2 separate regions of the Homo sapiens genome follow, and region 1 is linked to region 2. A link is a loop called in an ENCODE intact Hi-C map of the cell type or tissue named here. Cell type or tissue: Calu3. All regions are shown on one strand. Each heading gives the region's core, and the rest is flanking DNA. Links, peaks and the distances in the headings are about the cores only. Region 1 holds the start of LOC107984734 (a long non-coding RNA gene). Region 2 has its middle 84 kb from the start of TLE3.

The links. A loop is a pair of places that touch in the nucleus more often than their neighbours do. Peaks named below come from ENCODE experiments on the same cell type or tissue, not always from the same donor. Only the 100,000 strongest peaks of a DNase experiment are listed, where the experiment ranks them.
Region 1: a loop joins it to region 2, with 2.8 times the contacts of the local background. A loop is called at or near these places in 4 of 110 quality-filtered maps.

What each region holds. Positions count from the first base shown.
Region 1 is chr15:70,119,114-70,135,302 of GRCh38, forward strand. It overlaps LOC107984734 (a long non-coding RNA gene), which reads right to left and starts at 11,772. Exons shown (of 2, transcript XR_001751739.2): 1 at 11,669-11,772; 2 at 10,462-11,445. RefSeq lists enhancers at 6,492-6,671, 6,682-6,731. In Calu3, for the core only: no CTCF peak of the experiment used is centred there; a DNase peak (open chromatin) is centred at 8,388.
Region 2 is chr15:70,174,199-70,190,387 of GRCh38, forward strand. No RefSeq gene overlaps it. Among named protein-coding and RNA genes, the nearest start is that of TLE3, 84 kb to the left of the region's middle. RefSeq lists enhancers at 6,392-6,975, 6,976-7,559, 12,719-13,219. In Calu3, for the core only: no CTCF peak of the experiment used is centred there; a DNase peak (open chromatin) is centred at 6,883.

The DNA.
Region 1 (16,189 bases), core at 4,258-12,257, 54 kb before region 2:
GTGTATGTGAAATCTCTGTATTGTCCATTCAATTTTGCTGTGAACCTAAAACTGCTCTAAGAAATAAAGCCTATTAAAACAATTTTTTAAAATTAGCTCAGAGTTGACACACAGAAAGAAACATATCCAGGAGACCAAGCACAGATGAAGCTCATGGATTCAGAATCTTGGAGAGGGGAAGGTCTTAGAGATCCTGTTTTCTCAGTCTCCAATCTGTGACCCTCACTTTTATAGAAGATTCCCTCATGAAACCGCCCCAGTTGGAGGACTTTTTCAGTGGGGCCTGACTTTCTTGGAATCTCAGTGGGTCTGAAGTAAAGACTTTAAAGATTGCTGCCTAGCCCCTTTGCAGTTCTGATGAGAATTAGGGTGTAGGGGACAGTGCCCCAGTCTCCCAGCTGTGAGTGGTTCAGCTGGATTGAGCCTCTGAACTCCCAGGGCAGAGGTCTCTCCTGTGGCCTTCCCCCTTGTTGGAAACCCCTTCCCCATCCCCCAAGGAGGCCTGTGAGGGTTGGACCTGGGAGGACCAGGATGGCCAAGGTGTGCAGTGCCAGGCCCAGGTGGAAGTGTAGTGGGGGATAATAAAAGTCCCCTGAACTCCAGGCCCAGGCCCAACAATCGTCCTGCACTCTCCAACCCCCCACCCCACTTCCAGGCTGATCCTCCTGGGCCCCAATCTCTCATTGCCTGGTGCCCTTGGCCTTGCTCCAGGCTTCTCTAAGGAGAGAATGGGGAGAGGCCTCATGGTCTAAGAGTGCTGAGGGCCAGGCCTTGGAGCAGGTGCAAGTTGGGTCTGGACTTTTCCATTCCAAGCCCACTCCCCTGCCCCCAGCTCAGCCACCCAGTTGACCCCCTCAGGCAGGAAGGGATGGTGGACAAACAGCTTGCATGTGGCCTGCCGTTAAGAGGGAGGTGGAGACACTCCCTGGGGCCCCATCCATGGCTACACTGAGCCTGCTGCCCTGTCATCAGATGAAAAGCCAGCAACTGCTCCTGAGAGGACCTCATTGATTAAGTCTCTCCTTGTTATTAACAGCAGGAACTCTGGGCCCAGGGTGTAGCCTTGCAGAGCTCTGAGGGAAACAGGGTGATGAAACAGAGACCTGTGGTCACAATCAACACATGCCCCTTGTTGGCTAAAGCCCACACTCCCTCCAAGGCCCACAGGGTCCCAGGTGACTTCAGCAGCCTCCGCTGGTGCCCCATGCTGGGCTCCAGTTTCAGAGCTGCACCAACCCTCCCCAGGCCTGCTGCCCCAGTAGCACCCAGCAATGGGCTTGAGCCGGCTCCCACTGACCTTTGATTGTCTGCGTTCAGTGACATCATGCCACCATGAGAGTGTTTACACCATACAATGCCAAATGCTACCAATCTGCTGACCCCTCCACCGCCCACCCTAGAGCCAATTATTAGAAATTTACCAGCAGGTCACTGTGCATGCTGACCTTTGCCAGACACACACTTCCTTCCCTCTTAAAAAAATTATTATTATTTTTTTAGAGACAGGGTCTCGCTCTGCTGCCCAGGCTAGAGCACAGTGATGCAATCATGGCTCACTGAAGCCTCAATCACCTGGGCTCAAGCAATCCTGCCTCAGCCTCCCAAATAGCTAGGACCACACGTGCATGCCACCACACCCAGCTCATTTTTACAATATTTTTCCAGAGGTGGGGTCTTGCTATGTCACCCAGGCTGGTCTCAAACTCCTGACCTCAAGCAATCCTCCTGCCTCAGCCTCCCAGGGTACTGGGATTACAGACATGAGCCACCACACCAGGCCACTTCCCTCCCTTTCTATACCTCAGTTCAGGTGGGGCTTCCTTAGAGAGGCCCTCTCTGCTCCCCCGGGCCTGCTTACACGTGCTGTTACAGGCCTATGTCTCTCCTCTCTCCTCAGAGCTGAGTAGAGTGTGGGGCACGTAGCAGGGACTCTGCAAGGCTGTGGGGAGGTGCATGGGGCAGGCTAAAGCATGACAGTTGTGAGAAGGGAAGGAGCGGTAGACACCCTTCTCGGGGGACCTGCAGTGTAGCGCTCTCTCCGTCTGCTCCAGTTAAGAATGATGTCTTCTTCCTGCATCCCTCCTCCCAGGAACAGATGATTTTCATTTTCTGCCTTGATAGCTTCAAATCGCTGCCTGTCTCTGGGAGGACTCAGGCACTTATCCTTCCTCTTCAGCAATGGGAGGATCTCCCTGGACCTCTAAACTTGGCTTTCTGTTTTCAGCAAAGTCCTTGGAAGTTGCAACCTCCGCAAGGCTCCTCTGCCTTTCCAAGCCCTCTCCTTCTCTAGCACCATTTTTCTTTTCCTCCCTGAGGGCCTTCACACTGCCCTCAGATTCCTCTTCCCTCCCATTTACAAACCTTGCTTCCAGGCGCAGACCTGCAGCTGGTCATTTACAGCTTAGTGAGAATTAGTGGTGAGGCAGCCAGAAGCAACAGCTTCCTTTCACCTCTCATCTTTCAGGGCTCAGCTTAAACCTCCTTAAAGAAGTCTTCTTGGAACAATTTCATCTTTACTTGGGATCATAGAACCTTGTTAATTTCTTTCACAGCCCTGACCACAAGTTGTGATATGTATTCATTTATCTTTCTCTAGCTTGTCTATTTACTGGAACGTTGGCTTTAGAAGGCCAGGGAACATGTTTGTCTTCCCCACTCTTACATCCTTGGGGCCTGGCCAATTGCTGTTGAAGGGGCGTTTCTTGGCTACACAAATGATTGCTCATCCATGTGCAAATCTGTGCTCTGCCCTGCCCAGTTGGGTCACCGGAGACAGCTGCCTTGCTCTGTGTCTCGGCATTCTCATCTGCAGCTGGGTATAACGGTACCCGCCTCTCTGGATTTCAAGCCTGTTGTAAGGATCAAATGTGATGCCAGGTGGGAGATGTGGACCCCAGCCATGTGTGTTGGGGTGCTGGGGCTTATTAGTCCCAATGGCTGTGCAAATGGCATCTGCCCTCCCTGTCTCCCTGCTGTACGCCGTGAAGGGGTTCCAGGAACTCCAGGTGGCAGCAAAGAGGTGAAGAGAATAATAATTGATGAATGAAAATAATGATAACCAAGTACATAATAATAATAAAAGTAATAATAACTGACTTTATTAGATACTGTATCAGATGCTGTTCTCAGCTTGTACAGGAATTAACTCATTTAACTTTAGAACAGCCTGGTGAGGTAGGTCCTCTCATGGTTTCTATTTTATAGGTGAAAAAACTGAGGCCAGAGAGATTAAGTAACTCATCCAAGAAGTGGAGGTGGGATCAAGTTTTACTTTTTGATGGGACTTTCCCTCAAATCCCTTCAATCTAATAACTTTCCTCACTTAGTTTCATGACTGTTTATTGGATTGCTAAAACCAAGAGTTTATGTCTGAGTGTGACTTTGCCCCTTTGGCAGGCCCTGGAGGCCCAGCAGTGAGTGGGACTGATCCCTGCCCCCAGGGAACCCATTAATGGGGTGCGTGCGTGTGTGTGTGTGTGTGTGTGTGTGTGTGTGTGTGTGTGTTATTCTCTGCTGCCCAGCCAGTCAGGAAACTCCCTGAGGACACAGGGAGGACTGTTCCTTCTCTGCTGTGTTACTCTAGGACAGAATGAACACTTAGAGTCCTAGAACTCCAGACTATCAGCACCAGAGTCAGCTGCTCATCAGCAAAGTTACTGATCCCTTGCTTGGTACTGGGCTTGGTACTTCATGCCAGGAACACAGTGGGAGCGAAGCCAAGCCCCCATCCTCAAGGGACATCCATATTTGGGGGTGGGGCTGGAACTCCGTGGGTCAATTCTTGGGTCAACAGAGTCCAGAGAGGGCAGGAGCCCTCCAGGGTCAGGAATCAGGTCAGTGACAGTGTGGGGACTAGAACCCAGGGCTCCTCCTTCCTAGAACTGCCCCTTCCAACTTTACCACCTGCCTCTGGATCCTGTGGGAAGCTGGCTCTCCTTCCTCCAGGATGCAGGTTGTTGCCTGGAGCAGCGGCTGACCCAGACCCCACACTTTTAGCCCAGGGCCTATTGGGGCCTGCATGGGAAAGGTGAGAATGAACTCACCACCCTCCCCTCTACCTGGCCCTTAGCTGCCTCCCTTTATCACCTTGTTAAGGACTTTTTCCTCTCCATTTGGAACCTGGAATTTCATTATTTCATATGTGAAGCTTAGGGATAATAGGCTGCCACTTGAAGGCTGCTTTTCACCTTCCAAGCCCTCTGCAGACTGTTAATTAGTCCTCTCTGGCATGCTCCAGTAAGTGTTCTTGGTCCAGGAAAGGGGAACCCAAGGGAGGCCGAGGGACTTGCCTCAGGGATGTGGGGCTGGCAAAAGCCTGAGGAGGAAAAAGAGGAGCCCTGCATTCTGGAAACTTCTCCTAACGGACACCTAGCTCACCTAGCTCCCAGGCTCCTTTCCTGTTAGGACGGCTGAATAACTGAGGGCAGGAGCAGATGGGAGCCCTCCTGTGGGAATATGGCTCAAAGAACTTCACAATTGGACCCTAAGTTGGAATCCCATCCCCTGCTAATTGCACGACCTTGGATGATAATTAACCTCTAAGCCTCCGTTTTCTTTTCTGTGGAATGGAGGTAATAACAAAGTGCTCCTTGATGTTGAGGATTGAGCTAGGTAAGTATCTGGCACAGAGTGGTGCTCACTAGGAGTGAATGGATGAATGAATGAATGAGTGTGGCTAGTGGTGGGTTGGAGTGGGGGAGGATTAGAAGTATGGAGAGGCAAGATGGGGACGGAGAGGAAAATAGGGACTCTCCTTCTTCCTTTGCCCCTCCTTATCCTTAGCCCCAAGGCCAGGGGTTTTGCCCACAAAGCAACCACTATCCATGATGTTGCATGGCTGGTCAACGAGGGATGGATGTCTGTCTTTGCAAGCCTTTGACATCCCCTGAAAATGGTGATATTGTCTATTTTTAACAGTGGAGAACCCCATCGATGAGTTGCCAGGTGAGAATATGTCCATCTGCTCAGCCTCCCCAGCTGGACCACTGTGAGGGTCAAAACTAGACAGTGGATGCCACAGCCCTGGCTTCAGGGTCTCTCAGACCTGGAAACAAATCTCTGCTGCTCCACTCACTTGGACAAACACTCAAGCTAAAGCAGGGAGATCCTCCCTGCCTCTCAGGATGATCGAGTTTGGTTCTGTGATGAGCTGTATATGCACACCAAGCAGCTCACTGTTGAGCTCAGTGGTAGCCAAAGCCAACAATGTAGGTGCCTGGGACACCAAGCACGAGTTGCACCCTTGGGTCCATGGCCACATGGAATGGGAGGGAGGTTGCCTCCAGCCAACTGGTCACCTACCCAGTCCTCTCCATAGACTGGCATGGGAGTTAAAAAGGAGGGCTGAGAAATGTGTTCAATGTTTAAAAGTCATTCCTAGCCAGGTGTGGTGGCTCACACCTGTAGTCCCAGCAATTTGGGAGGCCGAGACGGGAGGATCACTTGAAGTCAGGAATTCGAGACTAGCCTGGAGTTTGAGACCAGCCTGGCCAACATGGTGAAACTCTGTCTCTACAAAAAAAAAAAAAAAAAAAAAAAAGAAACCCACAAAAATTAGCTGGGTGTCATGGCACACACCTATAATCCCAGCTACCAGCTGCTTGGGAGGCTGAGGCATGAGAATCTCTTGAACTCGGAAGGCAGAGGTTGCAGTGAGCCGAGATTGCACTACTGTACTTCAGTCTGGGTGACAGAGTGAGACTCCATCTCAAAATCAATAAAATAATAAATAAATAATAAATGTCATTTTTTACATTTTGGTACCCTCTAAATTTCAGTACCAGGGACCCCTTTGCCCCCCATCCTACTTGGGACTCCTGTGCAAGTTATTTAATGACAGTTTCATCCTTCATGTTGTCTCTTCAAACCCGTCAAAAGCAGGGACTGAGTTTGGGGTGTGTCTGGGTCCCCAGTGGCTGGCACACCATAGGTGCACAATTAATACTTGCTGTTGGTGGTGACAATGTAAGGGATGGGGGTTTAGAACGTGGGAGGGATCAGAAGGACCTCATCTCATGAGGAATCAGAAATACTGATCCTGCCTCCTGTCTGTGCCCAGAAGGTAGAAATATTGAGAGAGAGAGAGAGAGAGGATGGGAAAAGCACCCATGAGAGAAGTGAGTACCACCTGGCTGGTGCTTCCACCATCTGCCCAGCCCTCTTGACTGGGACAGGGGGTGCATAAGGGCTAACCAGATATGAACAGATCCCTGAGGCAGGGTGTATTTGCTGAAGGGTGGGAGGAGCTAGCTGGTTAAGGGATGGCATGGGGAGAGGGTGCTAGGGGAGCATTCTAGGGTAGAGCCCCAGGGTGGGCAAACTCCAGAGGGGCACAAGGTAACCTCTGCCTGGGGAGATTCCTCCTTCCCTCAGCAGCCAGCATCTCTTGGGGCACTGCAGAGAGCAGGAGCCCCCAAGCCCAAGAGACTTGGGGCATCTCAACCCCGCTTCTCACAACAAGTGTGATTTGGGCAAATTATCTAACGAGATATGGCTGGAAAAGGCTTGTCCCTCCCATGTGCAAAATCCCCACTGTCTCCCCAGTGCCTGTGCCAGGCATCTGTGGTCTGGCAGCTGTGAGGATGGTTTCATGTGTAATCTATAGGTTCTTTCCACGCCTTTCTGAAGCTTGGTGAATGCCTGCTACCTTCTTCTGTGATGTGACTCCACGGTCAACCAGAAATGACACTTCACATTCACTCATGTGCTCACTTGCTCACTACTCAAACTTTATTGAGTTTTTCTATATCCCACAGTGCTGGCCACTGGAGGTTGGATGCGAGTCCCCACCTGCCGGGTGTTTACAGCCCCCTGAGGGAGACAGACAAGCAAATGAACCATGACCACACAGAGTGATCAGAGCTCAGCAATGAGACTGTATCCGTGGGTCAGCAACACTGCCTGGAGGAAGCATTAAGGTTTGAGCCCAGAGAGAAGAGAAGATACTGAGGTTGGGAAGAGAAGCTTCCATGTGGAGAGGGGCACATATGCAGGTCTGGAGAATCACAAGTACTTCAGCAAGGCCTAGCAGAGAGCTGAGGGGCTAGGTGGTCAACGGCCTCACATGCTGGGCTTTATTCTGAGGGTAACGGGGAGCCATGGAAGAGTCTGGAGCTCCAGAGTGAAATGTTCAGAAAGTGTTCTTTTTCTTTTTGGCTAGAATAATAATAACTGAGCCAACACTGGTTATTCTGTGGGAAAACACACAGATCATTGCTTAATAGAAGTGGTCTATTCGGAAGAAAAAGCCTGCTGAAAGGTGGGATCCAGAGAAAGAACCAAACAAAAGGCCAAGCAAAAGGTGGTGATGACATTGGTGACCTCAGGCCCATACCATATCTCTTCACCCCACCACCCCAGCTTTGCCCCCGTTATTTCAGACAGACCTTCCTTCCTGTTGGGACACGTGTGTGTGTGGCTGTGCCTGTGACTTGGCTCTGTGGTCACCTGCCTGTGTGTGCCACTGCCCCTGCCTCCCTGCTCTCCACCACTCCATCTCTCCAGAGCCCGGTTCTGCCACCTCCTCCAGCAAGCCTGCCCTGGGCCCCCCTGGTTCCTGAGAATATTTTGCTATATCCACTTGGAAGAACTTTAGTAGGGTTTCTAAGGCAATGTGAATGCTGCGGTTGGGCTGTGAGGTAGAATAATCAGTGCTCAGACCTTAACCTGCATAACCAAACAGTAAGCAATTTGAGGGCAGGGGCTATGCCTCATTCCTTTCGGGAGACCTCAGTCATCCAGCTCTGTGCCTGAGAAGCAGCAGGTCCCATATTAAAATGTCTGTTCAGTGGATTCATGTTTCATTGTGTGCATCCTAAACTTGTCCAGGACTACTGTGAGCCTCCTCTTTGGAATAAGTGTAGGACCCCCCTAAATTTCTGCAGGGTCATTCTCTTCAGTGCCTGGTGGCCCAGTCTCCTTTCTGAGCCTTCTGGACTTGCCAGGTACAATTTACTGTCCCTTTTGCTGGGCTCCCATAGATTTTGGTGCCTATCTCTATTGTGTTTCTTATTCTATTGGGTCAAAGGCATTTTGTAAAAAGCGTCCACTCTCTCCACCTCCCCACCCCCACACCCAGCCCAGTGTCTAATTTGCAGTAGGAGATCAATAAGTGTTTGTTGAATGAAAAAAAATGTACTAGCAAGAGTACAGGACCACTCCTTAGGCATATTAAATGGGAACACAATTACCAATTGAATTCGTTTCCTTCAAAAGAGCCATGTATCCTGGAAGATCCATTCCAGACGTCCAGATGGCAAGACTGGGGAGAGCTGGGAGTTATTCCTATTGAAACCGTTTCCTCCAGAAGGTCTAGAGTTCAAAAGGGAGGCATTTGCCACAAACAATTGGGCCAGTGTGAGACGATGTGGGTGGCACGTTGCCAAGGTCTTGGTGGGACTTTGAGCAGTTACCAATGCAAATAGGAGAGAAGACTTATCCCCAGGGGCAACTGTGGTCACCCAGAAATGGAGCCTTTGGCAACAAGGAGAAAAAACCAGGTCAGCCACTGCACGGGGATTTTCCTAGGGCTGTGGAGTGGCCTCTGGACTTGGAGTCAGGAGGCCTAGCTTCTCAGCTGGGATCTGGGTTTTAGATCAAGGGTTAAGATGATCTAATGCCAACCTTATTTTCCAGAGGCATTTTTCTGAGCCAAGAATTAAATGCAGGGCACATCAAAGGAATTTTCCTGATTTGTGAATTGTTTCTGCCAACTCAAGCTTCAGAATAAAGACCACTTTTCTCATTCTTTGAGATTTATCTATTGAATGCTGGACTATTCTGAAAAACTCTATGCCAGTGAAGCTCATCTCCCAGAGCTGTCCCTGTGCATCCTACTGTCTGACCTCACTGCCTTTGCTCACGCCCTTCCTCCTTTCAGAGAGTCATCTCCTGATATTGCAGCGTCATCCAGACTTTGTTCAATGTTAACTTTTCTTTGAAAGCTTTCTCTGATCACCACAATTTATAGTGATCCAGAGAGAGAGAGAGAGCCAATAAGCATGTAGAAGATATGGAGCACCTATTACTATGTAGTATTGGCTCAGCACTTACCATGTGCCAGGCATCGTGCTAAGCTCTCTACAAGTGTGATCACACTCAGCTCTCACAACAACCCTTAGAAGATCATTCTTAGACAATTTTAAAAATCCCCATTTGTGGGCTGGGTGTGGTGATTCACACCTGTAATCCCAGCACTTTGAGAGACACAAGTGGGAGGATCACTTGAGCCCAGGAGTTTGAGAACAGCCTGGGCAACATAAAGAGACCCCATCTCTCCTAAAAAATAAAAAAAAATTAGCTGGGCATGGTGATGTGTGTCTGCAGTCCCAGCTGCTCTGGAGGCTGAGGCAGGAGGATTGCTTGAGTCCAAGAGACAGAGGCTGCAGTGAGCTGTGATCATACCACTGCACTCTGCCCTGAGTGACAGAGTGAGATCCTGTCTCAAAAAAAAAAATCCCCATTTATGGTGGTCATTAGTGCTGTCATCCTATACTTCTGATTCTCTTTCTTCTGAGTACAACGTAGAATTTCACTTCCTGACCCCTTTGTGGTTGGTGAGGTGGAGCCATGTGAATAGTTCTGGCCAATGCCTTGTGAAATGAAGTAACACATCGTTCCAGATTGGATAATGTTTCATGTTCCTTCCAGAATGGTGACAGGCCAGCAATGTTTGCCATAATGGCTACATCAGCCTTCTTTTTGCTAAGTGAGTAGGATGAGCAGAAACTCCTACTAACCCATGATGAACATGTAGCATGAGCAAGAAATACATTTTGATTGTTTTATGCCACTGAGTTTTTTGGACTTGCTTGTTACTGCTGCATAATCCAGTCTATGCTGACCGATACACAATTTTACAGATAGAGAAATCAAGCTTGCATGGGGAGGCATGGATGACCTTGGCGAAGAGGTAGCTTGAGCCCTTATTGTGCCTTATTGTGTCCAGTGCCCTGACTGGCTGGCTGGCTGTGAAAGGCCTTGAGAGCCTGAAATGACAGGACTTGATGCTGTTATCCCTAAAGCACAAGGGAGAGTTTAAACAGGGGGCAACACAGCCATCCTTGGGCTTTCAGAAGGATCGCTCTGGCAGCTGCTTCTGGCTGAGAGGTCACTCTGTATCTGTCCACCTGGAAAGATCAGCCCTGAACCCAGTTGAAAGCCAAACTCCCAGCATACACAGAGACCCTCAGGGCAGGTCTGCCATGTGCTTACAATTCCCCAGCACCCAGATCGGCCCATCCGAGCCTCCACACAATGGGCAAGGCTGGTTGGAAGAGGGAGCTCCCAGGAGGGCTTCTCCCCATCAAGGCAGGCGTACTGGCTCCGTTGTCCTTTTAAATGACCATAAAACAGCACGGAAATGAATGCCAACTAACAAGGTTAAAGGATCCTTAAAAAACAAATGATGCCATTTTTTCCCCCAACTCGCTGCTGAGTAAAAATTTGTCACTTCAGTAAGCATTTTATTGGTAATTACAGAGTTACTTTATTTGCATATTACAGAGCTGCTAGTGGCCCTAGTGAAAATGCTTAATGTCGCTGAGCATCTTGGAAGGAATTACTCAACCCAGGGAGGGAGAATTCAGTAATTATTTCCTTAAAACTAGAATTTGCTAATAACTTTGCAGTAGATCACTTTGTGCTCCCCAATACAGCAATTAAATAATAGCAATTAAGTGCCAAAGTAACTCAGGCATAGGGCCTATCCCCAAATAGGACCTCTGCTTTATTTCCTTTGAAAGAGGAATAAAGCTACAGTTGGCCCTTTTGACTCCTGAACCACCAGGGAACACCGATTCCTCTTAGAGCCAGTTAGAGAAGGCTGGTGCTAAATGTCATCTCCTCATCTTCAGAGCAGGATCTGGAAACCCAGAGAGACGCCTAGGGTCCATCCTGCAGCGAGGAAAGGCCGGCTCTCCAGAGCAGGATCTGGAAACCCAGAGAGAGGCCTAGGGTCCATCCTGCAGCGAGGAAAGGCCGGCTCTCCAGAGCAGGATCTGGAAACCCAGAGAGACGCCTAGGGTCCATCCTGCAGCGAGGAAAGGCCGGCTCTCCAGAGCAGGATCTGGAAACCCAGAGAGACGCCTAGGGTCCATCCTGCAGCGAGGAAAGGCCGGCTCTCCAGAGCAGGATCTGGAAACCCAGAGAGACGCCTAGGGTCCATCCTGCAGCGAGGAAAGGCCGGCTCTTCAGAGCAGGATCTGGAAACCCAGAGAGAGGCCTAGGGTCCATCCTGCAGCGAGGAAAGGCCGGCTCTCCACTCTAGCAGCTGGGATGGCAGGCACAGAGGTCAGGTAAGAGGATTCTGGCATCAAGCTGGCTGGGCTTGTTGGCTGGGTCCGGCTTATCATCCAGGTGTCTTGGACAGGTTACTCAACCTCTCTAGGTCTCAGTTTTCTCATCAGTAAAGTGGGGGGTCAGCATGTGATCGACTGCACCTGGTGGCTGTGATGATTAAATAACATGACACATGGAAGTTAGAACTTTGAACATAGGAAATGCTCAGTAAGTGTGAGTTGCAGTGTCTGACCCAGAACCCACCACCGCGCTGACAAGGAAAGCCCAGGTCCCTGCCAACTAGGAGAAGGGAAGACATTTGCATGTTGCATGTAACTCCTCTGCCTGCACTGGGGAGGTGTGACAGTAGGAGGGAAGGAGTGGCACTTACCACTTGGGGTTTGATCTGCCCAGGATCAAATCCTGGCTCCACATGCACACACCCAGAGGTAGTGTGACATTGGGCCACTCATACGCTCTCTGAGAGCACCAGTTTCTCACCTGTAAGACAAGAAGTGTGATACCCATCTGAGTGCCAGGGTCGCCAGGTGACCTCTATTTAAGCACATGCTTTAGTTGCTTAGCTTCCTGCCAGGCAGATTTATAAATATATACATATATATGTATATTACAAATATATATATCAGGTGTACAAAGGCCTGTCCTTAAAAAGGATCATTACAATTTCAGACTTGTTCTGTCTTAATTTCTGATTGATACTTAATCAGCAATGGCTTGGAACACTGGCTTTTTGTCTCTCCCTCTGTTAAGTATTTAACAATCTGAAAAACAAACATCGGAGAAGATGGAACCTACAGGGGCCCCTGATCCTTCTGCAGTCCTTGATCCTTCTGTGATAGGGCTGAGTCCACTCTCTATTTTATCTTTCTGCAAGATCTGCTCCAGTGTGGTATTCTATTTAATAATGTAAAATGCTATTTCATGGAGGAGAGAGTACGGAAAGGTATCTTTTAAAAGATTTGCTTTCCCACCTCCATGGCCGGCCTGACCCCTGCCTCCAGGTAGGTTTGTGAGGAATATGCAGTGGCCCTCTGAGAAGGAATATCCAATGAGATAGAAGAGGTCCAGCCCTCAGTACAGGACTTGGCATCGAGCTCCGTAATGGCTAGTCCCCATGTGCAGCTTGGCCTTGCCTGGTATTATACCTAGGAAGTTTTTCTCTGTAGCTTAAGGCATTGGTCCAGAGTCATATTTCTTCCCAGCCTCGATGCTGATCTCACTGTTATTGATCATTTACATTTTGGCATGGCCTTTTCTGGGACCATGCTTCAGAGACGTCTTGTGTCTCAGGGCCAGGAGAGGGGAAGAAGTGCATCAGGTTCTAGCATTAGCGGATGTAAACAGAGAGAGAATGCTACCTTTGACGCCCCTCCTAGGAACTTTGGCCCCTATTAGTTGCTGAGGGTGGAGTGGCCTGGGGTCTTGGGGGCACTGCCCTGTGTGTTAGCAGTGGTAATTTTAAAGGTGGCCCTCTCTGACTAGTGTCCAGCCGATGGGGATTAGGCTGGCCTTTGCTTTTTGCCAACTTTAGAGGCCTCTGCAGGCAGCAGGCTGGACAGCTCTGGAACTGGGCTGTTTCTGCTTTATGGATACTCCTCTCTTTGGTGAAATTCAGCCTTCCATGGCTATACAAAAGATGAATTCCACATCCACGTAGTGGCTCTGCCAGCTTCCAAAGTAAGCTCTTCGGGTCAGACTCTCACCAGACCAAATGATGCCTGGTCCCTGGGCCTCCCCCTGTGACTTGGCTTTTGGGGTATAGCTTGATCACTGGCTCCTGGACCCATCCTGGTTTATTAATGCCTCCCCTAAACATAGCACCAATCTTCATTTCGCCTGTGCTAGCACTTCAAATGTATTGGTGTGGAAGCCAGCTGGAACTGACCAGATGAGCTCATCTACCATTGCCCAGCCAGGAGTTTGAAAGGAGAGAGGATTGCTGATTAAAGCGGAACGTGTGTGGGAGGTAGGGAGGAGGAGAGGCTTGGGAAGGACTAGGCAGGGTTCATCAGGGACTCCAAGGAGGCTGGCTCTCTGCTACAACCAGAGCATCCAGCGCATCCCAGAGGATCTTGCAGGTGCTTAGAGCAGGGGCTCTTGGGAAATGCAAAAAAGGCCTGGACAATAAGTATAAACCACATAGAAACGGCTTTGGGAGTGCTGGGTGCAATAGCTCTGTGATCCCAATACTCTGGGAGGCCAAGGCTGGAGGATTGCTTGAAGCCAGGAGTTTGAGACCAGCCTGGGCCATGGAGTGAGACCCCATCTCAATCAACCAATCAATCAATCAATCAGGTGTGGTGGTGCACACCTGTAGTCCCAGCTGCTTGGGAGGCTGAGGCAAAAGGATCACTTGAGCCCAGGAGGTTGAAGTTGCAGTGAGCTGTGATTGTGTCACTGCACTCCAGCCTGGGCAACGGAGTGAGACCCTGTCTCAACATAAAAAGAAATGTCTTTGTCTTTGTCTTTGTGGGAATAAAATAATGCAGACCCCAGTCCTCCCCTTATGAGATGGCCATAGACAACTCAGCAGCTGACACCTGCCAATGCTAACTGCCTTCATTCTGCCCACTTGCCAATGCTAACTGCCCCTCAGTGAAGACCACCTCTTCTTCAGGGCTGCCGACGTTTGCAGCATGTGTTGTTGGCACATCCATTTGACAATTCTGGGCTGCGACAGTCTCTCATTTCTGACTTAACCTCTCACTCCTCTCTTCCATGGTCATTTAACTTTTTGCCTTCAGTGTTCAGTGAGTGGAGGCTTTGAAGGCTGGGACCAGGTTTTACAGCTTCTGGGGTCCCTCCAGGGCCTGTGCAGAGTGAGGGCCAATCAGTGTTTGCAGCTCTCGTTTGCTGTGGGCAGCAGGGGCTGGAGGCTGTAAAGCTGCTCACATGGAGGGAGGGCAAAGGCTCGGGGGTATGGAAGACATATTTCCAGCCAGGAAATCTGGAACCCTCGGGATGGAGCCCATCCCGGAATAGAAGACACATGGATTAAAAGTCTGACCTCAGATGGAAATTTCTCGTCCCCAGCCTGTGACTCTCTTTTCAGTTCCTAATGGAAGCCTCTACAACCTGGCTTGCTTCCACACAGCTTGTCCCAGCCCTGCAAACTCTGCCCAGCTGGCGTTCAAGCCCAAAGACAGTGGTGTGCTGGTAAATGTTTAACAACGGGCTCTCTGGGAGAAAAGACTGACTTGTATCCTGATTGGTAGCATTTGCCAATTTTTTGTGGTACTCATCATCTCATCATGGCTGATCCTAAGCTACTCAAGTGAACCTACTGAACACAGAGTTGGGAAGAGATGCAGAGGAGCAGCTTTCTTGGAGAGGTGGGAGCTGGCTCTAGCACATCACTGCCCGGTGACCTCTTAGTGCCACCCCCTTCTGATGTCCTCACAGTACTTATCCCCTTTCCTGGCCTTCTTAGGCTGCGAGGATCTCCTGGTTCTCCTTCTCACCATCTGCCCTTTGCTTCTCCATGAATCACTCCACCACCTGCCCTGCAGAGCAGCATTCTCAGTCCTGACTATGTGTTTGGCTCCCATAGGGAGCATTTAAAGCTGCCCATATTGGCTAAACGCGGTGGCTCGTGCCTGGAATTCCAGTACTTTGGGAGGCCAAGGTGGGAGGATCGCTTAAGCCTGGAGACCAACTGGAGTCCCAAGACCTTGTCTTTATAAAAATTTTTAAAAAGCTGGGTGTGGTGATGAGCCTGGGCATTTGAGGCTGCAGTGAACTAAGATAAAGCCACTGCACTCCAGCCTGGGCAACGGAGTGAGACTCTGTTGCTAAATAAATAAATAAAACTCCTGACTCCCAGGTCTTACCTCAGAGCAGTTAGATCAGGATCTCGGGGTGTGGCATCAGGCAGCAGAAGTTTTTGAGGCTCTCCAGGTAATTCCAATGTGCAGCTAACTATGAGAACTGCTGATTTTAAAAATTCCAATGCTGGTTCTTTCTTCCCATCCCAGACAAATCAGATTCCCCAGGAATGGTCCTTGGTTCACTGTATGACTTCAGAGCTCTCCAGATGAAGCCATGTGTAGCCACCATTGAGGCTCACTATCTCTGAGGCCCCGGGCCCTGTCCTCAGCCCTTTCCTAAGCGCTCGCCATTCTCCCCAGGTGGCCTCATCTCCCTTAATGTCCTCCTATAATGTCTCCGATAATGTCCTCATCTCCCATAATGTGTAATGTCCTAGAGATTTGTCTTTTCAAATCTCCATGTCCAGCCCTGTTCTCTCGCCTGAATTCTTCCTGCCTTGCCATATCCACCTGGGACACCCCAGACGCCTCAACTCAACACATTCACCACCTAACTCAGCCTCTTGTCCATTCCTTGTACCTCTTCCTTTCTCACCACTTGCCCTGGCTTACCCCTGGAGAAGTCTGGAGTTCATGGCTCTTTCCATTCCTACTCCAGCTACCCCAGCAGCTCTAGCCTGGGCTTTTTGGAAGTCATCTTCTGGACTCCAGCTCCCTGCACTACTAGCGACCTTACTAAATCACTCCTCCCCACAACCACATGCCTTGGCTTCCCTTGGCCTGCAGGGAATACACATGTGGGACTCCACAGTGTCTCTCTTGCCTCCTGGCTTCATGTTGATCACATCCCAGCCTCACTGAACTGCTCAGTGCTCCCTTACAAGGCCCGGCACCATCCTGCCTATCCCCTTTGTTCCCACTGTCCACTGGCCTTTCTCCCTTCTCCACCCATGGACACCCTCTTTATCCTGCAAATGCCCAGCTCAAGTGGCAGCTTGTATTAGTCTGTTTTCAAGCTGCTGATAAAGACATACCGAGGCTGGGTGATTTATAAAGAAAAAAGAGGCTTAATGGACTCACAGTTCCACGTGGCTGGGGAGGCTTCACAATCATGGTGGAAGGCG
Region 2 (16,189 bases), core at 2,969-10,968:
TCTTTCCTCCTCCCCAAGCTTAGAAAATTAGAGGCAGCAACCAGGTAACAAAGGATGTAGCCAGGTAGAGACACATAGATTCAGAGCAGGACAAAAGCTTGACTAGATGGTAGCAAGGGGGAACGAATGAAAGACTTTGAACCTCCAGGTTTATCTGTCTTATGAAAGATACAGGAGTCTGGCTGAAGCTGCCTGGTCACTGAAGGGGTGTGTACGTGTGTGTGTGAGAACTCTGTTTCATCCTGAAAAGATAATGATACCAGCAGTGATGTTGCCTCTACAGAGAGAGCAAACAAGCCTGGAGCAGACGCAGAGGGAAGACATTGAGGAACAGCCAAGTCAAGCCAGCTGTCCTCTCAGCAGCCAAGGTGGTTTCCGATCCATGTGCTGTGGCGTGCTCCTGAAGCCAGAATTGCCTGTGTGTGAGTGACAACTCAGGAGGGTCTCTCCTAGACACTTGTTAAGTCACCAGGGGGTTTCTAGTAAAAATAACACAAGCCGTAGAGAACTCTGGACTTGTCAAAGTGCCTTCTTATCCCTTATCACATGATTTCATTTCAGGCCTGGTGTAATCTTTTTTTTTTTTTTTTTTTTTGGAGACAGAGTCTCGCTCAGGCTGGAGTGCAGTGGCGCAATCTTGGCTCACTGCAACCTCCGCCTCCCCGGTTCAAGTGATTCTCCTGCCTCAGCCTCCCGAGTAGCACCTGCCACCATGCCTGGCTAATTTTGGTATTTTTAGTAGAGATGGGGTTTCGCCATGTAGGCCAGGCTGGTCTCAAACTCCTGACCTCGGGTGATCCTTCCACCTTGGCCTCCCAAAGTGCTGGGGTTACAGGTGTGAGCCACCATGCCCGGCTGTAATCTTAAATGCTTTAAATAAATAAATGACTGTGTTTATTGTTAAAAATCTAAAAAAATACAAACAGACATAAGAACAATAATTTTAAAATTTCATGATCCTTGAAGTATTTGTTTTGTCAAAATATTAGAAAATTTTATTGCTATTGTTATAAAATTTATTTTTTCACCAAATATTTTATTGTTTCCTTTCCTTTTTTTTTTTTTGAGACAGTGTCTCACTCCGTCACCCAGGCTGGAGTGCAGTGTCATGATCTCTGCTCAGTGCAGCCTCTGCCTCCCAGGTTCAAGTGATTCTCCTGCCTCAGCCTCCTGAGTAGCTGGAATTACAGGCAGGCACCACCGTGCCCTGCTAATTTTGTATTTTTAGTAGAGATGGGGTTTCACCATATTGGCTAGGCTGGTCTCGAACTCCTGACCTCAAGTGGTCCACCTGCCTCGGCCTCCTAAAGTGCTGGGATTACAGGCGTGAACCACCGTGCCCAGCCAGCCTTTCCTCTTTATATGTCTTTAAATATTCTTCACAAGCATTATTGTAAAAGACTATATAATATTCCATGTGTGACTATATCATAATTAATTAAACCATTCTCCTGCAGTGTCATGTTAATGGACATTTATGTGGTTTTTGAAATTTTGCTATTATAAATCTGTGACAAGCATTGTGTGACATATATATATCTTTGCCCCCAATTCTGACAATTTCCTTGGATTAGATTCCTAGAAGGAGACTTACTGTGTCAAAAGATTTTTTGGGGGCAGGGTTCTTAAAATGTAGCACCAAATTGCTTTCTAATGTAAGGTGCTGTTAGTTTATACCTGTGTCCACATAGAGTAATATTACTTTTTTGAAGTTTTTGCTAACTTAATAGTTTAAAAATGACTTAAAAATTATTTATGGCACATTTTTATTTGTTTGTGTTTTTGTGGTCATTAATTTGCATTTATCTTGTGAATTTTCCATGTATATTTTGTTGATTTTTCCATTGGCATTCTAGTTGTTTTCTTATCAATTTGACTGACTCTATATATTCAGATCAATCTTTCTTTTTATTACAAATGTTTTCAAGTTTGTAATGAGGCTTTTTAGTTTACTTTATTATGTTTATGAGAATTTGAAATATTTCAATTTTTCTTTGGTCAAAGGTATTAATTTTTCTTTATCTTTCTTACTTTCATGTCTTTTATCCTTCTAGAGCTTGTTTCACTGCATTTTAAGAGCCAATATTTATCTTTGCTTTCTTCTAGATTTTTATGGCTTTGCTTTTTATGTTTAGCTCTTTAATCCTCTGTAATTTATTTTGGAATCAAGTATGACGTGAAGATCTAAACTTATTTCATTTTCTAAATTGTTAACCAATTGCCTTATTACCAGTTAATCCATAATTTTTTTCTTTCCTTGCTGCTAGGAGCTGCCATTTTATTATCTGCTGACTCTACATATGTACCTAGCATGTTTATGTCCTAAGCTCTGCTGTTAGGCTAATTTTCTTTTTCCTCTTTCATTGACTTATCTAATAATTTTTGCGCTGCAGCCATACTGGTTTCTATAAGGATTATAACCTTGTATTATAATATTTTTTTGCAGGGACAGTCTCCTCTCATTTCACTTAATTCTCAAAATCTTCTTGGCTACCTTCATCTCTTCATTTTTTCCAGATGAAAATTAGAATAATTTAGAAATTTAGAATAACTTGATCAAGGCCTAGATTTCCATAGTTTAAAAAAATTGCATTACATTTATACATTAATCTGGGGAAGAATGAACATCATTATAATATTATAATATGTCTTATAATAGTTAGAAGTCTTATAATAATTATTATAAGAAGACTTATGGGCCGGGTGTGGTGGCTCATGTCTGTAATCCCAGCATTTTGGGAGGCTGAGGCAGGTGGATCACCTGAGGTCAGGAGTTCAAGACCAGCCTGGCCAACATGATGAAACCCCGTCTCTACTAAAAATACAAAAATTAGCCAAGTGTGGTGGCGCACACCTGTAATCCCAGCTACTTGGGAGGCTGAAGCAGGAGAATTGCTTGAACCTGGGAGGCAGAGGTTGCAATGAGCCAAGATCGCACCACTGCACTTCAGCCTGGGCGACAGAGTGAGACTGTGTCTCAAAAAAAAAAAAAAAAAAAAAAGAAGACTTATAATAGGCCTTCTCCTCTGAGAATATGTTGCATCACCCATTTATTTAAGTCTTCTTTATATCTCTGAAATGTTTTATTATTTGTCCATGTTGTCCTGCTCATTTACTATTAAGGTAATTCACATTTACAATATTTGTGGCTACTGTCAATGGTATCTTCTTTTCCAAATGTTATGCTCTTACTTGTTCTTGTTGGTACATGGAAAAAGTAATTTTAAAAAGTATACTGTACATATATATTTATTTTGCATTTAGTATTAGTAGAATTTGAGTATTATTATTCTAATAGGTTTTTTGGGTTTGTGTTTTGAGAAATTTTTTAGGTAGGCAAAAGTATGCTATCTGACAATTGTATCTCCTCCCTTCTGTTTGCTATCCCTCATATCTTCTCATGTCTAATTGTATTATATTTGCTGAGGCCCACAGAATAGTGTTACATAATGGGAGTATTTAAGTAATAATGGGAGTAATAATCCCTATTAAGTTAATATATATTATTGATTTTTTTTACATTTTGATGGAATACTTCTGGTTTCTCACTAGGTAGTATGTTGGCTGATTTGAGAAAGGTTTCTGTTTTTGTTTTAATCAAGGTAGGAAAGTGTCTTATTTCTAGTTTACTTACAGGTTTTTTAAATGAGTTCTTTATGTAACATTTTATTGAATCTTCTTTTCTATGTTTTTTTTTGTTTGTTTTTTTTTTTGAGAAAGAGTCTTGGTCTGTCACCCAGGCTGGAGTGCAGTGGTGCTATCTTGTCTCACTGCAACCTCCACCTCCGTGGTTCAAATGATTCTCATGCCTCAGCCTCCTGAGTAACTGGGACTACAGGGGTGCGCCACCATACCTGGCTAACTTTTGTATTTTTTAGTAGAGATGGGGTTTCACCATGTTGCCCAGGCTGGCTTTGAACTCCTGGCCTCAAGTGATATGCCCGCCTTGGCCTCTAAAAGTCCTGGGATTACAGGCATGAGCCACCGTGTCCAGCCTCTTTTCTATTCTTTTAAAAATAATTGTATGGTGTTTCTCATTTAACTTATTGATATGATGTCTTATATTAGCAGGTTTTCTAATATTAAATCATGTCCACATTCCAGGAATAAAAATTACCTGATCATGGCCTATTCATGTTTTCATTTAAAGCTGCTTTTGCTTTGCTAGTATTTTACTTTGGATTTTTGTGTCAATATAACAGATTGTTAAGAAGGCAAGATCTGGAATGAGGCTGCCTGGGTTTGAATCCTGGACTTGCCATCTCTGGCTGTGTGCCCTTGGGCAAGTTCTTTCCCTCTCTGATTCTCCACAAAAAATGGGATAGTACTGGCATCCAGCTCAGCTCCTAGGGTTATAAGAATTCAATAAGAGCAATATGTGTAAAGTATTTCTACATTTATCTCATCCAAACCTAATGACCTTATGAATTAGGCATTGCCAGCTTCGTTTAATAAAATAGAAAACTGAGGCTCAGAAAGGTTAAGTGACTTGCTCAAAGTCACACCGCTGCTGAATTGCTGGTGAGATATGTCTTCTCCACTTCTCTTTGCCATCTCTCAGTAATTGAGAGCCATTTGCAGTTCTTCAAGGAGCAAACAGTTCAACATCTGCTTGCCTTAGACATACAATTTCCCTTGTTCTGAAGGACCATATTTTCTTTGTCTGAAAAACTTCTACTCATCCTTCAAAACCCAGGTCAAGTATCTCTTCCCCTATGCAGACTTTGTGCCTCATTGGAGAGATTCTGTAAGTTACCATGGCATCTAATGCTTATATTTTTATACCTGTCACACCATTTTGCAGTGGTTTCATCCTCCCCCAGGGTCCTAGGCCTCCGAGAAGGGTTCACCCCCATCTGTTGAACTGAGTGGAGAAGGAGTGTGGCATGGGAGAAAGGGCCCATGTTTTGGAGACCAACTGGAATCTAATTCTCAGCTCCACCAATACCAACAACTTATCTTTCTCCTCCCCAGACTCATTTTCCTCTTCTGTAAAATAGGAATAATATCTCAACCTCACAAGGCAGTTGTGGAAATCACATGTGGGTAAAGCCCTCAGCTCAGCACCCAACACATAGTAAGTGCTCAATAAACATTGTTCCTCTTTTCCCCCTTTTTCCTTTTCCTTTTTTTCCCTCTCCTCTGACACCTCTTTCTCCATGGGAGAACCACAAGCTTCCCGGCCAGGGGCCATTTCCCACACATCTTTCTCCCCACTAGCATCTGGCATGAGCCAAATAAGAAATGCTTCTTGATCAAGTCTCCCCACAACCTTGTGAAAAAGGAAGGGATTTGTGTACCCATTTTACAGAAGATGAAACTGAGGCCCTAAGGAGAAAAGGACCTGCCTAAGGTCACAGAGGTGAGTAAGCAGTAGAGCCAGCACCAGAACCTAAATTCCTTGACCTAATTTCTACTCAAAGGCATTGTTTCTCTGGCCCTAAAATGGCTGCACTTATAGAAATGCATTCCTCAACTTGCACCCTCTGGGACTGTGCCAACAGGTAGATGTTGAAAGAAAAGCAATGAGCCAAACCACACTCTTCCATTGTTTTTGGCATTTAATTATGTTACCCTCTCATAGCATCTGGGGGCTGAGTTCAGCACTGGGGCTGTGGTGTCAGCCAATCCTAGGATGAAATCCCAGCTCTGCCACTTTATGAGTTGAGTGATAAAAAACAAGTGACAGAATCAGGAGTTTTGTTTGACCCTTTGTTTTCCAAACTTGGCAGCATAATGAACAACCTGAGCAAGACCAACAACAGCAACACCAACAATCGGACTTGCCTAAGAGTTTCAGGAGACACATCTTTATCCTGGCTTTAAAGATGAGAAAATCAAGGCACCAAGATGCTAAGTAAATTGCCCGGATTTACAGCCATGGCACAGAAGAGCTAGATTGCAAACCTGGGCCACCTGGCTGCAGACGCTACTTGGTTTTTCTCGTGAGGGATGGGCTAGAGTTCTGAGGAAACGCTTGTGGGTGTGTGAGAGACCCTTGCTGGATGACAATTGGCCCCTTTCTGTCCAGAGTTAACACCCGAATCTTCAGAGGTACAAAAATCAAAGCAGCAGTAAGGAGCAGTGTGGCTCCAGGGAACTGACTGGCCTGGAGCCTGTATTACCAAAGGCAGCAAGAAAACACCAGGCTCTGGCCAGGCAGGCTTCGGTTCTGATCTCAGATCTTGGACTAGCTCCGAGGCCTGGCCCAGGGCAAGTCACCTCATCCTCAAGCCTCAGTTTCCTTGTCCAAGAAATGGGATAATAATAAGGAGCTGGTGTGAGGTTTGGCCCCCTTTGCTTTTTCACACCCTATAGTGGGTCATAGCCCAGGCTTGGCAGTTTAGCTTTAGGAGGAGGTCCTCTCCTCACTGCCCTCCCTCGCCAAGTCCTCAGGTACCTGCCTTGTTCTTGCCAACGTCTCAACAGTGCTCTTTCCTCCTGTCTTTGATCTCCAAACCACTCTGCCTCCGCGACCAGAATCTTCGTCTACCAGTGCCATTCCCCAGCCAGGAAGTCAGCAACTCCCCGCCTCTACCCGTCCTGACGCTGACCCTCTCCACGTGCACACACGTGCATCCACATACAAATGATCTTGGTTTGGGTTCTTCCAAAAGCGGAGTCAAGGACTCAAGGGCAAGTAGTTCGTTTGAGAGATGTCCCAGAAAACACCAGTGGGGAGAAGAGAAGTGAGAGTGAGAGGGAGGGTGCCCAGTACAGACGGGGGTATTCTCAAGCCAGTGGCCACTGTGGGTGCCAGGGCTCAACCCTCCTGGGAAATCCCAGGAAAGAGTCTAGAACTTCGATCTCAGAGCCGTGCCATTTGAGGGCCAGGGGGCTGGGCTATGACTCACGAGCTCTTGCCAATCACTGGGTGAGGGCTGCTCCCCAGGGTTGTTAATTCCTGGCACTACCAGTCTTTTCATGCCTGGGGAGCGCAGACTCCAGTGGCCACAGTTAGGTTCCAGCTGAAGGGATTCTGACGGTGGCAGACGGAAGCTGGCAAGACAAAGGGCCAGGGCAGGGCACCGACAGACTCTGCTACAAGGGTGGGCCTCGCACATGGAGGGCATTTGCATCTCTTGGACGGCCTGATAAGCACAGATTTCTGGGCCCCACACTCAGAGTGTCGGCTTCAGGAGGACTGGGGCGGGGCCCGGAGTCTGCATTTTTACCAAGTGCCTAAGTGGTATGCTGCTGGTTGTCCAGGGTCCACAGTGAAAACCACCGTGCTGCGCACACACACACACACACACACACACACACACACACACACACACACACACACAACCTGCCAAATAAAGTCCAAATGTCTCCGCCTAGTGTTCAAGCCACTCTGTCATCTCCTCTAAATACAGTTGCAATGTTATCTCCCGCAGGCCCCCTGCAGATATTGATGGCTTTTTTGTGCTGTCTCTGGAACCTGCTCTCTTCTTTCTGGCCTCTATATCTTGGCTTGCTCTGTTCTCTGCTGAAATATCCTTTGTCTGCCATTCCTGCCTTTTGAGACTGTGCCCATCCTTTAATTTCAATAGCTTACCTCTTTTCTTCAGTCCTTCCCTTGTCCCAACTCCTTCCCCTCGTCCACTTGCTCTGGGCCTTCATAACCCCTTATCTGGGCCTCTCCAGCAGCACTTGTGGCTGCCTACCTTTATCCTTAGGAAATAAGTGCTTGATTTATCCTCTTCGTAACACCCTACAAATCACTCTGTCAAAGAAGATCTCTTGATTTTCAAAGCCACCCTGGGACATAGGGAGTTGGGTGGTATTATTAGCTCTATTTTGCAGATGAGGTTGAGAGAAGCCAAGTAATTAGCCCAAGGCCACACAGCTGGAACTGGTTGATCAGGCTTTGACTTTGGGTCTTCTAGGTGGAAATTCTGCATTCTGCTCTCCCTCTTGTCTCCTCCCTGCTCTACTGGCAGCCCTCGAGGGCAGAGGCGGAAATACCTTCAATCAATATTTGTTGGATGAGTGGATGGGATGAGTTGGAATGGACTGGAATCTTCTTTGAGTTGTTCCCAGAATAGGCTCTTATAGAAAAGCTTGGCCTTTGGTTGACAAAATGCCTTAAATCCTTCATGTTGCCTCAGAGAACAGTTACCCATCTTCCCCTCTAGAACCCAGAAATTGCAGACTCTAAAATCCCTGTCTGGGGTCAGACCACCCTTTCTCAAGCTTTGCTTCATGATGAACCAACATCCTTGAGCCATCCCCTTCCCCTGCCAGCAAGGCTGAGAAACTCCATGGTCATCTTATCCCTCCAGGTGGCCCCCAATCATCTTCCCATCGTCCCAGAACCATCAGCAAAATCCTAGGAAATGTGGTTACTTCCAGTGAGCAAGGGATACCCATGACTTGTGACTTATAGAAATAAAGGGTCTTGGGGAGAGTGAATCGAAACAAGGGAGAGAAAGGGGTGGGTGGGTGGATGGTGCTTCTTGCAGGGATTGGCCTTTGTCTGCAATGTCTGGGCAGAGGGGGACCCTGTTCGTGGTCCTTGAAAAGGGAGTTCAGTGTGAGGGGACCTGACCTATAGTCAAGAGATCTGGGCACACTTTATCTCTCTGAGCCTTGATCTACCTGTGTACCCTGACTTCCTCAAAGGGCAATTTTAAGAGCCAGATGAGATAATGATTATGCAGGTAGTTTATAAATCACAAAGCCCCATACTATATCAAAACCAAATTCTTATTATACAGACAGGGAAGCCGATTCCCATAGAAGTGACCCAAGACGCACAGTTGATCAGCATCCCAGCATTCACTGGGATATGCCTTACCATCCCCAGGCTCCCAGCTTCTCTGTGCTGACAAGGGATGGAGCCCTGGAGTCTGGGGCTAAAGCTCCAGATCTGGCGCCACCTCTGGTACCAGCCTACCGTGTAATCTCGGGCCAGTTACTTCATGTCTCTGGACTTCAGCTTCTTCGTTTTTTTCTTTTCAAAGAGCCCTCTTTCCTTATTTTCCTGATTGTCCTCCCTGCCAGCTACCTCATTCATAACATCTTTAGCCACCATCTTTCTCTATGACCTCAAATCCATATCTCCAGCCCCGTTTTTATTCTTTGCCCCAGAACCTACTGTATGCCTATGAAACACTCAACAGGTACCAAATGGAACCCAGGTCTTTCCCCACAAACCTGAACCTCTTCCTGTATTTCTTGTCTTAATGAATAATATCATTTCATGTGACTCAACCACATGACAGATGATGAGGAAACTGAGGTCCAGAGAGGCTAAGAGGCTTGCCCAATTTACACAGCAATCGGTTGACAGAGATATTAATAGAACTAGAGCTCAAATTTCCTGACTCAGGGCCAGATGTGCCATTCTACTCTCTTCCATTTGACTGGGGAGTGACTTGAAAATATTTTCATTAGTCTCTCAATGACAGGTTTGTGTTAGTCAGGATAGGTTGGGCTATGGTGCAGGAATAATAAGCCCTGGCATCTCAGTGGCTTAGCACTATAATGATGATTATGTTTTTCTTTCTTTCTTTCTTTCTTCCTTCCTTCCTTCCTTCCTTCCTTCCTTCCTTCCTTCCTTCCTTCCTTCCTTCCTTCCTCTTTCTTTCTTTCTTTCTTTCTTTCTTTCTTTCTTTCTTTCTTTCTTTCTTTCTTTCTTTCTGTCTCTCTCTCTCTCTCTTTCTTTCTTTCATAGAGTCTCTCTCTGTCACCAGGCTGCAATGCAGTGGCATAATCTTGGCTCACTGCAGCCTCTGCCTCCCGGGTTCAAGCGATTCTCCTACCTCAGCCTCTCAAGGAGCTGGGATTACAGGTGCCCGCCACCACACCCGGCTAATCTTTGTATTTTAGTAGAGACGGGGGCATCACCATGTTGGCCAGGCTGGTCTCAAACTCCTGACCTCAAGTTATCCACCTGACTTGGCCTCCCAAAGTGCTGGAATTATAGGGGTGAGCCACCACGATCGGCCTATAATGATGATTTCTCATTCATGGATGGTCCAATGTGGGTTGGGTAGCTGTATTAGGGAACACCAGGTAAACAGAATCAATAGGATCTGTCTATTATATATAGTATAAACGCGTGTGTGGCACACACACACATATAAATAGGATCTATAAAGAGATTTATTATCAGGTACTGGCTCACATGATTATGGAGGCTGAGCAGTCCCTTGATCTGTTGTCTACAAGCTGGAGACCCAGGAAAGCTGTGGTGTAGTTCAATGGCCTGAGAGCCAGAGAGCTGATAGTATAGATTCCGGTCTGCATTTGAAAGCCTGAGAACTAGGAGTGTCAAGGGCAGGAGATCAGTGTCCCAGCTCAGCAGTCAGGCAGAGCGGAGCGAGTCCTCCTTTCCTCTACCTCTTTGTTCCATTCGGGCCTTCAGTGGGTTGGATGATACCCACCTACATCAGGCAGGGCAGATGCACTTCACTCAGTCGACAAATTCATATGCGAATCTCTTCTAGAAACACCCTCACAGTCACATCCAGAAATCATGTTTCACCTGATATCTGGGCATCCTGTGATCCATTCAGGTTGACACATAAAATTAACCATCACAGTAGCTTTCTTCTTCTGTAGGTACATTCATTGAAATACATGACCAGGACAGAGGGCCAGAGAGAGGAAGAAGACATGCTGGCTCCTAGCTTCAATCTGGAAGCTACAGACCATCGGCCTGAACTAGCAACGTGGTCTCAACCCTTTCACACAAGAGTCTGGGAAAGGTAGCATGTGGTCACACAGTGAGCATGAACAGTCCTTGCTACAGGTATTGACCTACCATATGCCAGGGGAGACCAAAACCAAACCATGCAGAGGAAAAAATACCCTCTGCTGTCAAGAAGGTCACTGCATCTGGGCAAGGCCAGGTATGTTTTTGGTGTCTAAGAAAGGGCCCCACCCTGGGGAAGCCCTGAAGGAGTCTGGGGCCTGCACACAGATGATGGCCAGGGCTGTGGAGGGGTCTCAGTTGGAGAGGTGGCAGTGGAGCAGGGCTGGATGAAGGGGAGTGGGCTGCAGAGGTGAGAAGCAGAGGGGAAGGTGGTGGGAAGGAGAGGAGGAGGGAGGAGGAAGAGCTTCCTGGAGACCTGGTGCATCTAAGCCAAGTTAAGTCCCATAAGCCTGCTGTCAGCTGGGGTGGCTGGGTGGGTTGTGCTGGGGGCTGGCCCTGCCCCTGTGCTGCAGAAAGACCTCAGGGCCTTGTGCTCTCTCAAGGGATGGGCTGGGAGGCAGAACTTGATGGGGCCTGTTAGAGATGTTACAGGCCCAGTGCGGGAAGCTGTTTTGATTAAATTTGGGAGCATAATTGCAGGGTTTGTGCTGCGGTCTCATTATGGCTTTTTAAATCTTGTTAACCTCTCCTCCCCATCTCCCAGCCCCCCTCGCTTCCCTCCACAACCACAGGCTGTGGCCTTAGAACAATACCAGGAATAGTTTCTGTCTCTCCCTCACGGCTTTCTCCTACTCCCCCAGATTAGATCCTGGAGGCCAAATGGACTGAAGGAAGGAAGCAGGGAGGAAGGCCCAGTGAGCGGAGTGGGGGTTTCATGGGGCTTAGTCACCTGGAGTGCCTCTTGGTTCGGTCCCCTTGCATCCAGCAGGGTGTCTGGTGCTTTGAGAGACACAAAGGGGTATTAGGCTTGATTTTAAGTGATTGTCCGAGTGAGTGGAGATGGGTTCAGGAATTTGAGAGTGGCTGGAAGGGATGGGCTCAGGAGGGGTGGCAGTGGCCTGGAAGGTTAGGAGGAAGTGGAGAACAAGGGAAGAGCTTGGAATGGGCAAAGGTGCGAGGTGCCAGCTCTGCACAGGGATTCCATTAGGCAGGAGAGGCCAGGCTATGGCGCAGTCACAAATAAGCCCTGGCAGCTCAGCAGCTTCATACAATAATGGAGGTGCACTTCTTGTTCTTGAAAAGTCTTGGTGGATTGAGTGCAGAGGGATGGCTAAGTGTGGCTATGGAGTAGGGGTGGACTGAGAGAATGGACTGTTTGGTGCCCAGGGAGGGCGTGCTGGCAGATGAGGCCAGTGCAATGGGGCGAGGTGGGGGATGAGGGTCTCCAGGCCTCTGGCTGCCATGGCTTCAGTGGTGTGGCACTGGTCTGTGAGCTCCCCTGGGGAGTGGATGCCACCCCCAGTGGGGCTGAAGGGGCAAGGTGTTGCCTGGGGAACCAGGGCTGAGGCAGCGGCCTGGGCTGTGGGGAGAAGGGGAGAGCAGGCTGGGTGGGAAGCCTGGCTCCACCCCTGCGGCTGTCTCTCCCCAGGGGCTTTCTGGCCACTCCTCTTCTCCATCTGCTTCCCCTCCCACCTCATGACTCAATCACTGTCTTCAGTCCTGACTCTGTCCTGAACTCGCCAAGCTGCGCCCATTGCCTCCCTGTAGGGTCATGGCACTTTTAGCCATCCAGAGTGCAGGCCTCAACCCAGACTTTCCATCACAGATGCCCCTCTGGCCCCCACCCCATCATCCAAATGTTGATTTTGTGGATTCCTCCTGCTAAATCTCAGCTGCATCCAACCTTCCCTGTCCTGGGCCATCTGCTCACTGCTGGGCCATGTGGTCACCTTCTCACTGGTCTTTCAGCAGCTGCCCTTGCACCCTCCTCCCCCCAGTTCTTGACACTGTAGCCATAGAGGGTTATTTCCAAAATCTGGTCATACCATTTCCTGCTTCGAACCCTTCTCTGACTCCCTCCTGGCCCCCAAGGTCCTTCACCGCAAGTTCCCGCGTATTTCATCTCCAGCTTCTCAAGGATCTCAGCAGTCTAGCAAACCAAGTCGTCCGAATGCATCATGCTTTTTTTGCAGCTCTGAGCAGCGTCGTGTAAAGCGGAGCTTAACTAGTCCTCAGATGCCACCTCTTTAAGAAGCCCCCCGGGTCTCACAGATAAAACAATCTCCCCCATCCTTTAAGCACTTTGCAATAGCCCTCACTTTCTAGCCTGTATTGCAGCAAATTACATCCATGTTTCCTCTGTTCCACCAACTGCAAGCTCCTCACGGGCAGGGCCATCCTATTCACCACCAGCATGCTTGCCCAGATTCCACAGCCGGCACTCGGAAGGAGTGCAGGAGGGCCCCCACCTTACTGAATGAGTGAGTGAGTGAGTGAGAGCTGCTGCTGGGGCTGGGCTTTCTGTGGGAGCTGGCAGGGAAGAGTGATCAGGGACTAAACACTGGGGAACCTTTAGGGCAGAGCCTGGGCGTCGGAGCTAAGGCTTGTTGAACACTTCTAGAGCTCCAGACACTGCTGGGCAGGGAGGTCTTTCCATCAGAAGACAGAGAAGGCCCGGTCAGAGGAGGAGGAGGAGAGCCAGGGGCCACGGGCAAGCAGCACGCTGCCTCCTAGCAGGGTCCCACTCACATGGTGGGGGAGGACACGTGTGTGGGCAGCTCCCTTGGGGCAGGAGCTGAGCCAGATATGGGAATATTGCCCTCCCCCAGGGCTGTCCTGCCGGTGTGGGGCTGTGCCTCAACAGCCATCTTGGGAAACACTGGCTTAGTTCTTCACGGCCCGGGGTGTACTAGGGGCATTCCCCAGAGCAAAGAACAAGGGGCAGCTAAGCCATGATCCCTACTCTGTGCCAGAATGTTCATACCATCCATGGGGTCCTCTGTCTGTCCATCAAGGCCTTTGCCTCCTGCCCCTCAGCCTGTCTCTTGCCTCAGCCCAGAAAGCCTCTTCCTTCATGCATTGAGCCAGGTCTCACTCACCTTCAAGGCCTTTCTTCCAGGAAGATTTATGGGACTTGCCAACCTCCTCCTGCCACACTCTCGCCCTGTCAGTGCCAGTATACTGGTCTACTCTAGCTGCATAGCTGTCTCGGGGAGACCAAGCAGAAGGAAACAGAGAGCAAGCATTCTCTCTGTGTGGCCCCAAGAACAGCCGGCTCTTCTGTCTTCTCTGCACATTTGTGAAACTGAGCTGGGGTGGTAGGATGAGGGCTGGACCGGGAGTCAGGACACCTAGCTCCTGGACCTGGCTTGGTTGAAGGCCTGAGCAAGCCACTTTCCTCTCTGACCTTCAGTTTCCCCATCAGTAGAATGGTGAGGTTGGGCCTGGGGGGCCTCGAAGGGCCTTCTAGCTCTGACATCACTGAACATAGACGCCTACCACAGCAGCAGCTGGTTGACGAGAGCCCAAGGGATGGTCACTGGTTACCCCAGGCAGGGTTGTCTGAGCAGTGTTCCAGATGCAGGATGGCTGGGCCTCCCCAGGGGTGCAGATTTTCAGTGCCAGGAGCAAGATGCTGGCCAGGAAAGAGGGAGCAAAGGTTACTGGAGGTCAAGAGCAGAGCAACAGGTGGAACCAATGGCCTGTGTTTGCCAACCCAGGCTGGGGTGAGAGGGAAGAGAGCACTGGGCAACCTGGCCAATCAGAATGAGCATGACACTGGAGGTCTGGGTTCGAGCTGCGCTCTATCACTCAGTAGTGACAGGACTTTGGGTTAGTCATCCAAATACCTCTGGGTCCAGGTTCCCACCGTAAAATGGGGGAGAACAATTTCTACCTCACAAGGCTGTTGTGAGCATTAAATGATAGCACATGCTTGAAATGGTTTAGTAGCATCTGAGCTTAGCACATCATAGGTGCTCAATAAGTCCTCATTCTTTCTCTCCTCCTACCCTCTCCAGTTTCCACCAAATACATTTGCTGATCTGGCACCAGTGAGCCATACGATGGTGAATGTCAGGTCTTCCATTCCACCTGCCAAGGTGTCCGCTCAGCATGCCACAGTCCCAACACTGTGCTGTGCTTGCTTTCTTGGGGTGTCTGGTGTGGTCTTTTCCTTCAAGGCACTTAGAGTCTGCTGGAGAGACAAGACCACATTCATACTTACACAGACTAAGAAATGGATAAATGACATTTCTCCATTACCTGGCTTTGTTGTAGGCCTGGGAAAGCCAATTTCAATGTCATTGTCCCAAGAAATGGATAAATGACATTTCTCCAAGAAATGGCCCATGGATAATTCAGAGCGTGGTGGTTCCGTATGAACCATAAGCACTAGAGAGATGGGGGTTTCAGAAAGCAGGGTTCAGTCTGGATGGGAGTAACCAGAGCAGTGGAGAGGCTAGGCTGCCTGTAGCCAGCTGAGTTGAGAGTAGCAGGGCTGGATTGGGACTGGGACGGGCTAGACATGGGTCAACTGCTGAGGCCAGAGGGTCTCCAGGGCACGGTGAAGCTAGGGCTTGAGGCATGCTTCTGTGGGGAGAGCCCTGGAATGCTAGATTGCAGGAGTCCAGCTCTCATGGCTAAGCCTCCTGAGCTCAGGCATGTGGAGCATGATCTTCTTCCAGGTAGCAGGTGGACAAATGGCCTTTCAACTTTTGCCAGGATTGGCTGGCATAGGATGGAGCTGATGAGAACAACTGTGGGCTATGAGGAGATGGGAGGGTGGGGCAGGAGCCAAGGTGGGGGCTACTCCCTGGACAGAAATTCAACTCCACCTCCATCTGTCATGGACCACCCCTGGCCACACAAAGGCCAAGGAAATGGGATTAACACGTGCTCAGCACCTATATGGTGCCAAGCCCATGCCTGACACTTCACCTTCAGAGGCCCATTTTCCTCATGCTGGCTCTATTATCTTCAGATCCCAGATAAGGAAACTGAGGCTTAGGGGGGGTCAAGGCCCAGAGTCTTGCAGAGAGGTGGTAGATTGAAGCCCTGCAGTCTTCCTCCTGTACCATGCTGCATCTCCATGACTTAAAGGTTGCATGCTAAGGCTTAGCATGGACTCCAGCTCTCCGCCATCTACCTCCTAGGTTGAAACTCAGCCCATCGCTGTTGAAAGCTTGCACCATGCCCTAGGCCGTGTTCCTCATTTCATCAGCCACAGTCCTGCTGGCTCATGCCTGGTTACACACGCAGCCCCCTGGAGGGCAGGGGCTGGGTCTCATTCCCGAGCCCAGTGCAGCCCTGGCACAATTCCTTCCCAGAAGCGATTCTGGTAATTGGAGTGAGTGGTGGGTGGAACTACCCCACCCAGGCAGGTGTGTTTCTGGAATCCATGGCTGAGGTGGTTGTTGACAAGTCCGGGAGGGAGAGAGGGCGAGGAACTGCCTGCTTCCCCCAAACAGGAATTTTTCCTAATGGGCTGAGTTCTCAGCTGATGAGAGAGATGTTGGACGGACCCTAACAAGAGAAGGCTCTACATGCAGCACCGAGTGAGTAATTAGATACTAACTAATTTGCATTTCACAAGAGAGTCAGGGA